2 separate regions of the Homo sapiens genome follow, and region 1 is linked to region 2. A link is a loop called in an ENCODE intact Hi-C map of the cell type or tissue named here. Cell type or tissue: breast epithelium. All regions are shown on one strand. Each heading gives the region's core, and the rest is flanking DNA. Links, peaks and the distances in the headings are about the cores only. Region 1 overlaps PIK3CD (phosphatidylinositol-4,5-bisphosphate 3-kinase catalytic subunit delta). Region 2 holds the start of CTNNBIP1-AS1 (CTNNBIP1 antisense RNA 1).

Region 1 (8,290 bases), core at 1-8,000, 140 kb after region 2:
AAAAATACAAAAATTAGCCGGGCGTGGTGGCACGTGCCTGTAGTCCCAGCTACTTGGGAAGATGAGGCAGGAGAATTGCTTGAACCTGGGAGGCGGAGGTTGCAGTGAGCCAAGATCACACCACTGCACTCCAGCTTGGGCAACAGAGTGAACCCTGTCTCAAAAAATAAAAATAAATAAAAATAAAATAAAATTCTGGGATAAGGTCCTGCCCTCCCACAGCCCAAGGCATGATCCCTCAAGTCCCATGCTTAGTAAGGGGCACAAGCCCTTTAGAAGGTCACAAGACAATATCCACCAAATATTGTCTACATATTTAATCCTTTGACTCAGTAGTCCATCCTGAATATTATTCAACAAACCAAAATCTCTTTCCAAAGATGCTGTTTACAAAAAATTAGCCGGGCGTGGTGGTGGGCGCCTGTAGTCCCAGCTACTCGGGAGGCTGAGGCAGGAGAATGGTGTGAACCTGGGAGGTGGAGCTTGCAGCGAGCCGAGATGGCGCCACTGCACTCCAGCCTGGGCGACAGAGCGGGACTCCATCTCAAAAAAAAAAAGAAAAAGAGATGTTGTTTACTATGGCAACAGCTTTAAAGACAAAAGACCTGTAAACCACTTAGGCAGCCATGGATGGAGTGTGGTTTCAAAAATGAAAGGCACATTCTAGCCTGGGCAACATGGTGAAACCCCATCTCCACAAAAAATACAGACACGAAAAATTAGTTGGGCTTGATGGCACGTGCCTGTAGTCCCAGCTACTCAGGAGGCTGAGGTAAGAGGCTCACCTAAGCCTGGGGAGATTGAGGCTGCAGTGAGCTGTGATCGCACTACTGCACTCCAGGCTGGGCAACAGAGTGAGACCCCATCTCAAAAAAAAAAATGATGACACAGTCATGAATAGGATGAAAGCCCACCGTGGGAGGCAGCCCCTAATCTCATCTAGTCATGAATAATTGGATAACTGAGTAGAGGGAAACATACACTGTGAAATGGGGAAAGCTGAAATTGGAATAATTGGACGCAACCACAAGTCTTTCAACAACTCATGGACGTGATTTATCTTTTGGGTCGGGCGCGGTGACTCACACCTGTAATTCCAACACTTTAAGAGGCCGAAGCGGGTGGATCACTTGAGCTCAGGAGTTCAAGACCAGCCAGGCCAACATGGCATAACCCCATCTCTACTAAAAAACACAAAAATTAGCCAGGTGTGGTGGTGCACGCCTATAGTCCCAGCTACTCAGGAGGCTGAGGCACGAGAACTGCTTGAGCCTGGGAGGCAGAGGTTGTAGTCACCTGAGATCATGCCACTGCACTCCAGCCTAGGTGACAGAGCGAGATTGTCTCAAAAAACAAAAACCAAAAAAACCATTATCGGCTGGATGCAGTGGCTCACGCCTGGAATCTCAGCACTTTGGGAGGCCGAGGCAGGTGGATCACCTGAGGTCGGGAGTTTGAGACCAGCCTGACCAACATGGAGAAACCCCGTCTCTACTAAAAATACAAAATTAGTTGGGCGTGATGGTGCATGCCTGTAATCCCAGCTACTCAGGAGGCTGAGGCGGAAGAATCTCTTGAACCCGGGAGTTGGAGGTTGCAGTGAGCCGAGATTGCGCCATTGCACACCAGCCTGGGCAATAAGAGCGAAACTCCGTCTCAAAACAAACAAACAAACAAACAAACCATTATTTATCTTTTAAAATTCTCATCTGAGGATCCCAAGTCTGAAAAGCAGTGCATCTGTCCATCTGTCTGTCCGTCTGTCCACCTGTCCATCTGTCTGTCTGTCTGTCTGTCTATCTGTGTCTCTCTCTCTCTCTCTCTCTCTGAGCACCAAGGTCTGAGGACCGGATGGAGGCCATACCTGCTTGATGGTGCTGAGGTTGGCATTGCGGGACACAGGGAAGTTCAGGTAGACCCCTGTGGGCAGCAGGAAGTCAACCACAACGCTCTGATTCTCCTCCTTGGTCCAGAATTCCATGGGGCAGTCCACCCCAGGGGGCATCCTGCGTTGTTACTTCCCAGATGACAGTTGTCCTAAAAATGAAGAAATGGCAAAATGAGTTACCTCAGCTGAGCTGGGTGAGACCTTTGGAAGGGACTCCCTGGAAAACAGTGGGGTCCTTGGACAGCAGGAAGCTCAGGAGTGAGTTCCCGACCTGCGGGTACAAAAAGCTCACCTCCCTCAGGGCCTCGTCCTGCCCAGGGTGGCTTGTGGCTCCTACTACTCCGGGCCACGGCCTCAGCTGCCTCTTCTCCCAGGCAGACACTGCATGTCCTCCCCACAGGAGCACGCACAGCAAATCATCTTTCCTCAGGAACATACACATCCACGAAAGCCAGTCATGGCCACCAGCTGGCACAGAAGGGAGATGGCAGGACAGCTGGTCAGGTGCCCTGAGACCTGAGAGGCCGAAGGCTGCAGTTCTTTGAAATACATTCTTTTTTTTTTTTTGAGCCGGAGTCTTGCTCTGTCACCCAGGCTGGAGTGCAGTGGCACCACCTCGGCTCACTGCAATCTCCGCCTCTTGGGTTCAAGAGATTCTCCTGCCTCAGCCTCCCAAATAGCTGGAATTACAGGCATGCGTTACCACATCTGGCTAATTTTTGTACTTTTGTAGAGAGAGGGTTTCACCATGTTGGCCAGACTGGTCTTGAACTCCTAACTTCAAGTGATCCGCCCACCTCGGCCTCCCAAAGTTCTGGGATCACAGGCATGAGCCACCATACCCAGCTGTGAAATAGATTTTTTTTTTTGAAACAGGGTCTCACTCTGTTGCCCCAGCTGGAGTACAGTGGTGCCATCATAGCTCACTGTAACACAAATTCCTAGGTTCAAGCGATGTTCCCATCTCACCCTCCCAAGTAGCTGGGCCTACAGGTGCACACCACTACACCTGGCTAATTTTTTAATTTTTTGTAGAGACAGTCTCACTATATTGCCCAGGCTGGTCTTGACCTCCTGGGTTCAAGGGATCTTCTCACTCTGGCCTCCCAAAGTGCTGGGATTACAGACATGAGCCACCATATCCAGCCTCTCTGAAACTTTCTGACTAGAAACCAAAAGGCTTAAAAATGGCTTTGGTCATCCAATAATTTGTTAAAATATTCCAGTCAGGCCGGGTGCAGTGGCTCACATCTGTAATCCCAGCACTTTGGGAGGCCCAGGCAGGCAGATCACCTGAGGTTAGGAGTTCAAGACCAGCCTGACCAATATGATGAACTGAGCTAGATGAAACCCTGTCTCTACTAAAAATATAAAAATTAGCCGGGCATGGTGGCACATGCCTGTAATCCCAGCTACCCAGGAGGCTGACACAGGAGAATCGCTTGAACCCAGGAGTTGGAGGTTGCAGTGAGCCGAGATCGCACCACTGCACTCCAGCCTGGGTAACAAGAGCGAAACTCCGTCTCAAAAAAAAAAGAAAAAATTTGAATCATACCAAACCCTCCAGTCATACCCACCCCTAGTAACAAAATGTTACAAACACAAAGGACCTGGTGTTCCCCCTCTTCCAGGTCCCCTTCTCCCTTCCCCGCCTCTAGCCTACTCCACTACAGGTTAGCAGTACCTGGAGTCTGGTTGTTTATCATTTCCATACATGTTTTTTGTTTTGTTTTATTTTTTTGAAACAGAGTCTTACTCTGTAGCCCAGGCTGGAGTGCAGTGGTGCAATCTCAGCTCTTGGGCTCAAGCGATTCTCCTGCCTCAGCCTCCCGAGTAGCTGGGATTACAGGCGCCTGCCACCACGTCCAACTAATTTTTGTATTTTTAGTAGAGATGGGGGTTTCACCATGTTGGCCAGGTTGGTCTCGAACTCCTGACCTCAAGTGATCCACCTGCCTTGGGCTCCCAAAGTGCTGGGATGACAGGAATGAGCCACTGGGCCCGACGTCCATGCATGTTTTTATATTTTTATTATACCAACATGTATCCACATCCAATTCCTGGTACTAGTGCGTGCTTTAAATCTGCGCATGGTCAGGCATGGTGGCTTACACCTGCAGTCCCAGCACTTTGGGAGGCGACACAGGCAGATGACTTGAGGCCAGGAGTTCGAGACCAGCCTGGCCAACATGGCAAAATCCTGTCTCCACTAAAAATACAAAAATTAGCTGGGTGTGGTGATTCATGCCTGTAATTCCAGCTACTCGGGAGGCTGAGGCATGAGAATCGCTTGAACCCAGGAGGCAGAGGTTGCAGTGAGCAGATTGCGCCACTGCACTCCAGCCTGGATGACAGAGTGAGACTGTCTCAAACAAACAAACAAACAAACAAACAAACAAAAAGCCTGTATGTACACACGGAGTCTTCTGCGACCTGCTTTGGTCACTCATTGTGCTGTTCTTTAGATTTACCCAGGCGGGACCAGGCGCGGTGGCTCACGCCTGTAATCTCAGCACTTTGGGAGGCCGAGGCGAGTGGATCACGAGGTCAGGAGATCGAGACCATCCTGGCTAACACAGTGAAACCCCTTCTCTACTAAAAATACAAAAAAATTAGCTGGGCGTGGTGGCGGGCACCCATAGTCCCAGCTACTTGGGAGGCTGAGGCAGGAGAATGGCATGAACCCAGGAGGCAGAGCTTGCAGTGAGCCGAGATCGCGCCACTGTACTCTAGCCTGGGCGACAGACTGAGACTCCATCTCAAAAAAAAAAACAAAATTATAAAAAAAAAAAATTTACCCAGGCGAATACACACATGGCTTTAGTTCATTCGTTTTATCTCTTGCACAATATTTCATTGTGTAAAGAAGCCACAATTAGAAGAGATCATGTCCTTTGCAAGAACATGGATGGAGCTGGAGGCCATTATCCTCAGCAAACTAATGTAGGAAAAGAAAACCAAACACCATATGTTCTCACCTATAAGTGGGAGCTAAATAAGAACACATGGACACACAGAGGGGAACAGCACACACGGGGGCCTGAGGGTGGAGGGTGGGAGTCGGGAGAGGATGAGGAAGAATAACTCATGGGTACTAGGCTTAATACCTGGGTGACGACATAATCTGTATGACAAACCCCCACGACACAAGTTTACCTATATAACAAACCTGCAACGTACCCCTGAACTTAAAATAAAAGTTAAATTAAAAAAAAGAAAAATGTAACACTCAAGGAAAAAAAAAAAAAAAGAAACCACAATTTACCCTCTCTCTTGTTGATGAAGATGAAGGCTGGTTTCTACTTTTCTTAGTTACTTTTAATGATGCTACAATGTATGTTCTTGAATCCATCCCCTTGTGCTCATCGGAGAGTGCTGAGTGTTGCCCAAGAGAAAGGCAACGGGAACCACATAGGTAACGTCCAGGTTACCAGAAGCCACTTTAAAAAGTGTGAAAAGGCTGGGCTCATGGTGGCTCATGCCTGTAATCCCAGTGCTTTAGGAGGCCAAGGTAGGAGGATCACTTGAGGCCAGGAGTTAGAGACCAGCCTGGGCAACATAGTGAGAGCCCATCTCTACAAAAAAAAAAAAAAATTAAAAATTAGCCAAGCATGGTGGAGCGTGCCTGTAGTCGCAGCTACTTGGAAGCTGAGGTGGAAGGATCACTTGAGCCTGGGAGTTTGAGATGCTATGATGGATCACTACACACCAGCTTGGCAATACAGCAAAATCATGTCTCAAAAAAAAAAGAAAAAAGTAAAAAAAAAAGAAATCAAAAAAAGCCAAAAACAGTGAAAAGGCACAGATAAAATGAAGTTTCATTATGTATTTTATTTAACCCAATATAGCCACAAGATAGTCATTTTAACACATAATCAATAGAGAAAATTACTAATGAGATATTTTGACATTTATTTTGGTATCGAATCTTTGAAATCTGGTGTGTGTTTTACATTTAGTGTGTACTGCAATTTCATTTCTAGATTATCATCAGAAATACTTGATCTGAATGTAGATTTTATCCAATCTACAGGTGAAAAGTAGGTTCACAGACCCAGGTTTTTGTTGTTTTTTTCTGTTGAGATAGGGTCTTACTCTGTTGCCCAGGCTGGAGTACAGTGGCACAATCATAGCTCACTGCACCCTCCAACTCCTGGGCTCAAGCGATCCTCCAGCCTCAGCCTCCTGAGTGGCTGAGACTACAGGCTTGTGCCACCATGCCCTGCTAACTTTTTTTTTTTTTTTTGAGGTACAGGGTCTTGCTATGTTGCCCAGGTTGGTCTCGAACTCCTGGGCTCAAGTGATCCTCCCACCTCGGCCTCTCTAAGTGCTGGCATTACAGGTGTGAGCTCCTAGCCAGACCCAGTTTGTTCTAAACACACTTAAGGCTGGTCGCAGTGGCTCATGCCTGTAATCCCAGCACTTTGGGAGGCCAAAGCAGGTGGATTGCTTGAGTTTGAGACCAGCCTGAGCAACATGGCAAAACTCTGTCTCTACCAAAAAAAAAAAAAAAAAAAAAAAATTCCAATAAATGAATCAACAGCAATTTTAAATTAAATTAAATGTTTTAAAATTCCATTCCTCACACTGTCCACATTTCAAGTGCTCAAGAGACACATGTGGCATAACCTACGATCGGTATAACCACACCATTAACTTTACTAAATATCACCACACTGTCCTCAAGACGGTGGTGCCCGTCAGCAATCTCAGAACTGTGGTATGGAGATCAATCTCCAGATATTGGTCAACACTTGGTATTGTCAAATTTACTCATTTTTGCCAATTTGATGTGAATGAAATTATCTCGTTTTAATTTGCATTTCCCTGATTTTCCATAAAACCTTTATTTTCTACAAATAGCCTACTTACTATAAACTTTGCCCATTTTCCTGTGGGGTTACTTAATCTTTTTTAATGCTTTGTAGGATTTCTTTATATATTCTAGATTCCATTCCTTTGTTGGTTGAATGAGCGGGAAATATTTTCTAATCTGAGTCATCTTTTTGCTTTGCTTATGGTGTCTTTTTGGTGAGTAGAAGGTTTTTTGTTGTTGCTGTTTTGTTTTGTTTTAGGAGACAGGGTCTCACTCTGTCATCCAGGCTGGAGTGCAGTGGCGCAATCACAGCTCACTGCAGCCTCAACCTCCCAGGCTCAGGTGATCCTCCCAACCTCAGGCTCCCAGGTAGCTGGGACTACAGGCGTATGCCACTACACCCTTTTTTTTTTCCTTTTTTTTTTTTTTTTTTGGTATTTTTAATAGAGACTTTAAAAAAATATATGTTTTTAGTAGAGACTGGTCCCAAACTCCTGGGCTCAAGTGATCCACTGGCCTCAGTATCCCAAAGTGCTGGGATTACAAGCATGAGCCATCATGCCCAGCCTGGTGAGTAGAAGTTTTTAATGTTGATGCGGTCAAATTATCAATCTTTGCCTTTATGATTTATGATTTTTATTCTTTAAGCAAAGACTTCTCTACTTAAAGATCACATTCTCTTGGATTTTAAAGACTTGTAAAAACAGTTGAAAAGAAATATTTGGTTGAAGGCAGGTGTTGATTGGGTGGCAGCGCCGGCTGGGCCCAGGCCTCACCGTCAGCTGGACCCCAGCTGCCCTGAGGAGCGAGAGCTGCACATCTCTAGGCACTGCCACTGCTGGTCGCCACTTCCTCCAATTGCAAAACCACATCCTACTTTGGGTTCCTCTTGCTGAGAATGGCCAAGCCAAAGTCTTCCTTTTGTTTCAAAACTTGGGGGACCGGCTGGGCGTGGTGGCTCACGCCTGTAATCCCAGCACTTTGGGAGGCTGAGGCCAGTGGATCACTTTGAGCTCAGGCATTGGTGACCAGCCTGCGAAACATGGTAAAACCCTGTCTCTACACAAAATACAAAAATTAGCCGGTCATGGTGGCTCACGCCTGTAGTCCCGGCTACTTGGGAGGCTGAGGCTGGAGGATTGCTTGAGCCAGGGAAGTGGAGGTTGCAGTTAGCTGAGATTGTGCCACTGCACTCCAGCCTGGGCAATAGAGTGAGACCCTGTCTCAAAAACAAAACAAAACAAAACAAAGCAAAACAAAAAAACAACTTGGGAGAGAGTCAGGAATCCTGGAGAATCCACTTATGACATGAAATGGGCTTTGACCATGGGCTTTGAAAGTCAGGGGTATCTTTGGCCACTCAGTCTGGTGAGGCCCAAGATGAGCACATGAGGCATGAGCTCCCAGGGACTCCAACCCACAGCCTGGGTTCCAGGAAAATACACCCCTCACTCTCCTGCCCCTTAGCACTCTGGAAATGAAGTCTTCAACTACACCTTACCTAAATGGGATGTAGGGAAATACTTTCACAGAAAACCTCATTCCTAATACAGAAAGTATCAGACTGGTCTGCACAGGACATCAAA
Region 2 (8,324 bases), core at 151-8,150:
CCCTTAGCAGCACCTTGGTTCTCTAGTGCCAAGTGGAAGGTGTGTCTTGTGCATTGCATCCTTGTAGTTGGGCCCTCCATCTCTGGCCCTCCCGACAGCTGGGTGCGTCCTCCCTCTCTTGGTAGAGCAGTTGGAAGGAGGTCAGCACATGCCGGCTGTGGGGGAGACCCGGCTCACTGAGTGGAGGCCGGCTCACTCTGCTGACTCCATTTCACATGCCAGGAGCCTCACTTCACACTCCCCACACTGGCCCACCCTCGGGTGGCCTTTCCTGTCTCTCCTATTCCGATCCACCCCCTCCCAGAGAGAATACCTGCAGTAGCACAGACAACATGTCAGAAAGACCATGGGCAGCCAGACTGGTACTTTTCGGGGCAAAGTGAAGATCTGGCCTTTTACAAAGGGGGTGAGAGCAGCAGGACAGGGTCAGGGAGTCAAGGTGGGGCCCTACAGGTCACCTCCTGGCCCACAGCCCCTCCCTGGCCATGTCAGCCCCTAACTCCCCAGGCAGTTGTGGGTGTGGGTGGCAGGTCAGCATTTCGAGCTTTGCCCTCCTGCCACTGCCTGTCCTGGCCACTCATCAGAGCCTGTCCTCTGGAAAACAAGACAAAGGACGTGATTTCACAAGTGCCTGGGCCAGAATCTCAAATTCAGGATTAAGAAAAAGAAGGATTGGCTGGGCACGGTGGCTCCTGCCTATAATCCCAGCACTTTGGGAGGCCGAGGTGGGTGGATCATGAGGTCAGGAGTTTGAGACCAGCCTGACCAACATGGTGAAACCTCATCTCTACTAAAAATACAAAAAAATTAGCCGGGCGTGGTGATGCACACCTGTAATCCCAGCTACTCAGGAGGCTGAGGCAGGAGGATCGCTTGAACCCGGGAGGCAGAGGATGCAGTGAGCCGAGATTGTGCCACTATACTCCAGCCTGGGTGATAGAGCAAGACTCCATATCACACACAAAAAAAAGAAAGAAAAAGGAAAAAGAAAAAGAAAAAGAAGGATTGTGGGCATATCTGTCTCAGTCAGAGCCAGGCGGACAGCAGGCTGGACGTGGGCCCGGCCATACTTCTTGGAAGAGGTGTTGGGTTTGGGTGAAGGAGAAGCTGCTGCAAAGAGGAATGGCTATTTAAAACCACAGTGAGCCAGACCCTCCGAAGGCATCAAGACGCGAGTCTTGAGAAGAAAGAGGGAGGTTCCCAAGGGCCACCCCGCCTCTGGCTTTGGTAACTCTGGAGCAAGGGCTGTGAGCAGCGCTGAGCCCTGCTCCAGGTCACCTGGGGCCTCGTCATGGCTCACCTGTCAGCTGTGTAGCCTTGAGCAAGCCTCTGAGCCTCACCCTGGCAGCCCTGCCTTGCAGCCCTACAGCAGGGTTGCAAGCCTTGTCCCCAGCCAGGAGGCAGGGAAGACCAGAGGGGAGGAAGACTTCCTCGGAAGTACTTTGTCCTCAGAGAGTGCCGCGATCCTGGTGGGCGGGGGCTCCAGCTTGGCCGCAGCCTCCTTGCTTGTCCTGTTCGCAAGCCAATGCTGCAAGCCCCATCAGCGATCCTTGTCGCCTTATCTGCAGGTGCAGAGGACGTGGTGATGGCGTTTTCCAGGTCGGAGACGGAAGACCGGAGGCAGTAGCTGCAAAGCCCTTGGAACACCCTGGATGCTGTTGAGGGCCAAGAGATCTGTGTGGCTCCTGGGCCGGCTGAGTGGCAGCAGCCCCCCTTGCCCCACCTCCCCCTTCCCCTACCCAACCCTGCCCTGCCCCACCCCACCTCACAGCTACTCAGTGGGGCTGGCATCAAGGGAGACACCAGTGGTGCGTTTATAATTGGCTTAAAGGGATGGACTTGTGATTGGCTGCAGGAAGAAACTTTTTTATTTTTTAAATCTTGACCAACAGAAACCTTTTATTTTTATTTCTGACTCTTATTTTTTAAAAAATTTGCGCCTCGGTATCTGGCTTCCCTGGAAGCTCTCCGAGCTCTGGTGCTTTAGTTAGGTCATTTTTTTAGAAATGTGAAGAGGTCTGATTGGCTGCTTAAACTGGAAAGGATCTGTGATTGGCTGGTTAATGGGAAACGGTTTTTTTCTTTGGCTGCAGGTGTTCTGCTGATATCAACAGCTTCCCTATTTTGAATGCAGAAAACAGGGTCTGGGACATTAGTCGTTATATTTGACTTGAAAAGAAAGAAACCAAGTGCGCTTTGCAATATTTATTACACAAAGAACTTGCTGCTGCCTTCACATTTGGGGTTTGTGTTTGATTGGCTTTCGATGCGTGTGTTTGGTTTCCCATTGGTTCACCTGTGACTCCTGTTGCCATGGATTCACCCCCCTCTGCTGCCGGCTCTGGGCCTGAGGGTCCACCTGGAGAGTACATTTGCTTTAATGAGTGCACCTGCCTCCACCAGCAAGGGGACCCCGAGAACCCTGAGCAGGGTCCACAGCTGGAAAGTTGGGCCCCTGAGGAGCTTTGTGTCGTCTTGAACGAGCAGCCCAGGGCCTAGAGGTAACCGTTAGGCGGGATTTATGTGCACTGCCTGCATGAGCTGGCAACCAGCCAGCGTCCCTTGGTGAGAAAGGGATTGCTGAGGCACCGTCCAGGCCCCACCGGCCAGGCCGCGCCCAGCAGAGGCGTACTACCCAGCTCTGTCCTCTTGGCCATCCTTCTGTGTACCACTTCCTGAGGCCTCATTTTGGGGGTCATCTTGGAAAGGGGAGGAGCTTCTCCCAGTGTGAGACCCCAAAGACTCTGGAGGTCATCTGGCGGAGGTCTCTGGGAGCCCAGAACCCACATAAAAGCCCCAGCTTGGCTCACAAGGCCCAGGAGACCTCCAGCTAAACACCAACCCCTGACCTACCCCAGCCAGGCTCCTACCTGTCTGCTGCCAGCACAGTAGGTCCCGGCCAGCTCTGGAGTTCTCTCATCGGAGGCCCATGCCCTCCACTCCACTGCCTTTGGAAGGGTCTCTCTCCAGGTCAGCCTGGAAGGGACAGTATCGTTTGTTTATGAAATGCCACTGGGACAGCTGGCTGGGCCTTCACCAAGCAAGTCCCTTCAGACTGGCCCTTAAGCCAAACTCAGGCCCAGAATTGCAGTTCAGAATGGCAGTCCTGGAGGCAGGGGGTGAGGGGCAGGTCTAGTGTTCCTGCACCAAACCTAAGTCCTTCCACCTGCCACCCCCTTCCCTGGGAGGGAGGTGGTCCTCCTATCTCCCTGGCTCACTGGCAGGTGTGGGATCTGGGGAGAGCGGCTGGAGAAAGATGCAGTCCTCAGGAAGGGGGCCGCCACCCTCCCCTATGCTGGTAGATGCTGAGGCCCCTAGGTGCCCAGGGCCAGTGGGACCCTCTCAGAACCAAATCTTTCCCCTTTCTCGGGGCTTGGGGCTCGGGCCGTAGGGGCTCCTGAGTGTCATGAAGTGCACAGGAGCCAAATGACCGAGCCCTGGAGAGCCCCATGGTGGGTAGGTGGTTCGTGCTGTGCTCTGGCACCATCAGCCTGTTCCAGAAGGAGGATTCGAGCATCAGGCTAAGACCCTGTGTCCTCCACCATGCACTCACCCCTAGCCCTGGTTAGCTGACAGTCAGCTGTGGGGAACACAGCTACAACCCTACCCTGGCAGGGACCTGAGAGCATCTCAGGAGGGGCAGCGCATGTGTGCATGTGCTGTGTGAGTGAGCACACCCGTGTGCACACTCATACACATGTGCACACACACGCACTCTCCCCGCTCAGGGGCCTGGAGGTCTGGCTGAGCCCCTGGGGAAAGGTGAGTTCTTTCATCTCCCTCCTCCAGGTCGGAGTGCCTGGAGTCAGGTGTCGAGGCCACATTGCTGGCTGCCCCCTCTTTGTAGCTCCTATAAAGGGCCCACACCTGGTGGATACCTGGTTGAGTGTGTGGTCTCTGCCCCAGCCTGTCCTTGTCACGATCACAGGCCTTGCTTTTGTAACAATGATGACCCCGGCCTGTCTCATCTTCTGAAGAGGAAAAGTCAAAGTGTTGCTGTGGCTCCATATTTCAACTAAAAATATATCTGTTGGAGAAAGAAATTAACAATAAAGAATTTTCATAGGTTCGTGTGTGAGCTGAGCTGGTTTCTCCCTCGGAATCAGGCGCTCTGACTGATTTCCCCACATCACGTGGGCTCTGCTGCTGCGGGGGCCCCTCCTTCCCAGGGAGGCGCAGCCAGGAAGGACAACACCAAGTTTGATAAGTGTCTGTGACCTGAGTTGAGCTCAGGGTTTGGAAGAATTTCTAGATCTACCCAGCCCAGCTCAAGGGTCGTTAAGAAGGTTGAACCTTCTTTTTGACCTGGAGATTCTAAACATCATTCCAGATTCAACTGAGATCAGTAAGCTTCAGAGGCAACCTCGTCTTCCACACCTATGAAAAGACACTAAGCACTCCGTAAGGATGTGGGGACCCCGCCATCCTAGGCACCCCAACATCCTGATGTGATGGCACCAGTTTTAAAATGCTTGTTACAGACACCCAAACAGAATATCTGTCCCTTCCACCATCCCAGAAGTGGAAGATATATTGGTTTTTAGCTGTATGTACAAGTTTGGAAGCTGAAATCATTTCTGCTTCAATAATTTTTGCTTCAGAAGCATTTTCTAGAAATTTTCATTTCCACCCTTCATAATCCCATTTTTGGGTCTTTTTTTTTTTTTTTCTGTTTACATAGTCTCACTGCTTCTATTTCCTTTTCAAAGAATTTCACTGGGTCCTAGAGGCTATGGAGTTTACAGAATATGAGTACAATGGCACAACCAACATCATTAAGTCTTTGTGTTGGGGGAGATACTGGGTCTTGTAGCAGCCCACGCAGTAGCTAGATGCACAAGCCCCTCTGAAACATTTCTGAAAAGACCTTGTCCAGGCTTTGCTTGAATACTCTCTCGAGTTGGGGAGCTCACTACCTCACAAGTTAGTCCAGACCATGTTCATGTAACCTATGCTTATCCTTACATTAAGTTGATCTGCCTCTTTCTGTAACTTCTTGTCCAGAAAGGAGTTTGCAGTCATTGAGAGAAAGACAGAGATTGCTGTGTTAACCAGAAGTTACATAGAGACACACATCCAAGGGTCCGTGGTAGGTAGATTATGTGCAGATTCCACCCCTTGCCCAGCGCTCTGAGTGACACTGTCAGCCTTGTAGTTAATCAGCTCTTCTAAGCTGAGCCACTGAGTAGTTCAAGGGACTGACCGGCTGGCCCTGGTCCCACCTGCCCAGCCCCCAGCAGAGAGCTTGGAAACCGGAGCCAAGCGGGGTCGTCCTCCTGGCGCTGTCTAACCTGTCTAAGCTGCCTAAACTGTCATGGGAAGTAGGCCACGTAAATGAGTCGGGGACACTTCAGCAGGCAAAGGAAAAACACTGGGGACAGCCTTGGGTCTTTCGGGGTCCGTCAGCCCACACAGCAGGCAACCTCCTGGGTCACCTTCCCAGGTACGGGATGGGGTAATGACCCCAACAGGCAGCGCTGGGACTGCTGCAGCCAGAGACAGCAGGGGGCCAGGCTGAGCCTGCGGGGAAGGAGGCAGAGCTGCCGGAGACAGCAGGGGGCCAGGCCGAGCCTGGGGTGGGGAGGCTGAGGGCTGTGGCCCTTGGTGTTTCCCAGCCTTGGGGGGCGGGCAGTTGAGAATGAATGAAGCGCTTCTTCTCCCTGTCCCTGCAGGTGAATACCAGCACTGAGAATCCAGGCGGGCCCCAGCCTTTGAAGAGGGTCTTTTTAGCAGGGAATATGATCCCTTCCATTGGTGGTAGGGGGAACTCTGGCCCCAGGGGACCCCTGACACCACCCAGGTGCCGCCTTTGCTTGGGCAGGGCAGGTTCATTTCTCTCTCTCTCTCTCTCTGTCTTTATCTCTCTCCCTCCCTCTTCTGGGTTGCCCATGGCCACCCAACCCTTTTCATTTCCCGAAGGATAAAATGCACCCAGACTAACCGACTAACCTGAGGCTGTGCTGAGAAAACGTTTCCCCGCTCTGCACTGTCCACTGAAAGCACTTGATCTTCTGGGAAACAACTGATGTTCAGGAGATTTGGGGGGACTTGCAGGGCGAGTCCTATTAGGACTTTCTAATTTGAAGAAAGTCCTTCTCAAGGGACAAGGGCAGTGAAATGCCTTTTGAATATCAACTAGTGTCTTGCTTTCACTTTTCTCCCTGACATTGGAACTTCCCCATCACAGATGGTTCCCAGAAGGGCCTTCCAGTCCTGCCAGCACGGAAGTCATGAGCGTTCTTGATGCAGGGACGAGCCACGCCCTACCCACCCTGCCCCTGCTCCTCTTCCAGAGCCCCTAGGTTAGGGGTGTGTGCAACAGGTGGTCGTCCCTGTTTGCACACCTGTGGGAGCCCCGCCCCGCCCTGCGCAACCCCAGAGGAGGTGACTTCAGACCCAGAGCCTCTGAGAGTTTCCACTGCCTGACCCTTGGTCTTGACCATGCTGCTTCCAGTGGAAGGAGGTGGATCTTCACAAACATCTTTGACAGGTGTCTCCTATGTCTCGGTCTTTTTTTTTTTTTTTTTTTTGAGACAGAGTCTTGCTCTTGTCACCCAGGCTGGAGTGCAATGGCATGATCTCAGCTCATTGCAACCTCCACCTCCTCGGTTCAAGCAGTTCTCCTGCCTCAGCCTCCTGAGTAGCTGGGATTACAGGCACCCACCACCACACCCAGCTAATTTTTGTATTTTTAGTAGAGATGGGGTTTCACCATGTTGGCCAGGCGTGAGCCACCAGGCCCAGCCGTGTGTCCCAGTGTTAACAACACAGCTAATGTTGACTGGATGGTACCTGTGTGAAGGCGCATGCTCAGTCACGTGCGAGGTATGTTCCTAGGCTGCCCCGAAGCTCCCTGGGTCTGTCTGAAGCCTCCCATGCGGACCTAGCACTTCACCTCCAAGCTAAGCTGATTTTGCCAGAGTTCCTCTTCCACTTTAAATCTTCGAGGACTGTTTGACCCCACAGCCTAAATCTTTATGTCCACATAGCTGGGGGCTGGGGAGACATCATGGTTTAGAGTGGGAACTGTGGAGGCCAACTGGAGGCAGGACTGAATCTGTCACTTGGCAGCTGTGTGACTTGGGGTGAATGATGAACCTTATTGAAAAAAATGGAAAAAATAAGAGCATCAGGGCCAGAGGTTGTTGGTGACAACTAATGAGATGATGCATATGACACGCTTAGCAGAGTGACCTGCGACCAGTGGGGGGTCAGGACATAAGGTCATTGTTAAGTCACCATAGTGGGTTCTCTCCACCCCATCCTCTCTACTCAAAAGTCACACAGAGCGAGGACTTGTCAGCAGCCTTTGGTGTGGGGAGGAGCACAGCCCCAGGTCCTGCGAGGTGCTTAGAAAATGCTTCTTTGATGAGGATGAAGGAGCCCAGATGATCCCTTTGTAGAAGCCAAGGCCAGAGCTGCCTCCAGCTCCCCAGCCCCTGCCCTGAGCCTCTCCCTCTGCTGAGCCGCTTTGCCTCGGGGACGGGGGCTCACTGGAGCAGAGCCCCTCCGCCTTCCCCAAAACCTGCCAGCTGAGAAGGGTGTCCCCTCAGGGTGGACTCTGTCATGGCTGGACAGGCAGGGAGGGACCTCGGCAGAGCCTGGGGGTGGGAGTCTTGTTTTCCAGGGACCCTCCTGCTCGCCTCGTGCTTAAACTCCAAATAGAATCACAGCCAGTCAGGAAAGGGGATAAAATTAAATCCTTGATCATGATCAAGTGGTTAAAAAAAACCCATCACAGCCAGCGGCTCCTTCTCACTGCAGCCGGCTCTGCCTCAGAGCAAATAGGAGGAGGAGGAAGAGGAGGAGGAAGACAGAGCCATCTTGGGCCCCAGCACCCCTCCCTCCCGGCCAGCCCCTCCTCCTGCCTTCCCAGCCCCCCAGGGCCCCAAGACTCCGCACCCCTCACCCCAAAGATGGGGAGGCTGGGAGGGTGGCTGCTGTGGGGGGAGGCCCACATCCTGCCCAAGGAGGCAGGGCCTGGGCTCCGAGCTCCGGAACTGCAGACCTGGGATCGAATCCAGACTCTGCCAATGACTGTGTCGTGGGCAAATCACTCGATGTTTCCGAGCCTGTTTCCTAATCTGGAACGTGGGAACAGTCATGGCAACTGCCTCATTGGCTGTTGTCTGGATTCAGTGGGTGGGCACCGGCAGTGGTGAGCCAAGGGTGGGGGGACACGGACGGGGGAGCAGCCTGCCTGGGGTTCAGGCAATAAGGGGGTGTATTGTCTGGAGAGAATTTCAAAACACTAAAACTGACAGTCTGGTCTGCTTTCTTTCTTTTGCCTCCATGCCCAGGCTACTCTAGCCCTAGGACAGAGC

The links. Hi-C counts contacts between places; a loop is a spot of excess contacts. Peaks named below come from ENCODE experiments on the same cell type or tissue, not always from the same donor. Only the 100,000 strongest peaks of a DNase experiment are listed, where the experiment ranks them.
Region 1: a loop joins it to region 2, with 8 times the contacts of the local background. A loop is called at or near these places in 2 of 110 quality-filtered maps.

The regions. Positions count from the first base shown.
Region 1 is chr1:9,704,171-9,712,460 of GRCh38, reverse strand. It overlaps PIK3CD (phosphatidylinositol-4,5-bisphosphate 3-kinase catalytic subunit delta), which reads right to left. Exons shown (of 24, transcript NM_005026.5): 3 at 1,865-2,037. The coding sequence starts at 2,005. Among named protein-coding and RNA genes, the nearest start is that of PIK3CD-AS2, 21 kb to the right of the region's middle. RefSeq lists a silencer at 964-1,164 and an enhancer at 2,303-3,000. In breast epithelium, for the core only: no CTCF peak of the experiment used is centred there; no DNase peak of the experiment used is centred there.
Region 2 is chr1:9,844,021-9,852,344 of GRCh38, reverse strand. CTNNBIP1 (catenin beta interacting protein 1) reads left to right here. Exons shown (of 6, transcript NM_020248.3): 6 at 1,569-4,069. The coding sequence ends at 1,627. It overlaps CTNNBIP1-AS1 (CTNNBIP1 antisense RNA 1), which reads right to left and starts at 4,027. Exons shown (of 3, transcript NR_199045.1): 1 at 3,879-4,027; 2 at 2,871-2,976; 3 at 2,191-2,359. It overlaps LOC105376717 (a long non-coding RNA gene), which reads right to left and starts at 1,680. Exons shown (of 2, transcript XR_946952.3): 1 at 1,301-1,680. RefSeq lists enhancers at 287-1,087, 2,123-2,172, 2,253-2,392, 3,527-4,028, 8,090-8,324. In breast epithelium, for the core only: no CTCF peak of the experiment used is centred there; no DNase peak of the experiment used is centred there; H3K4me3 peaks cover 312 bases; H3K27ac peaks cover 2,535 bases.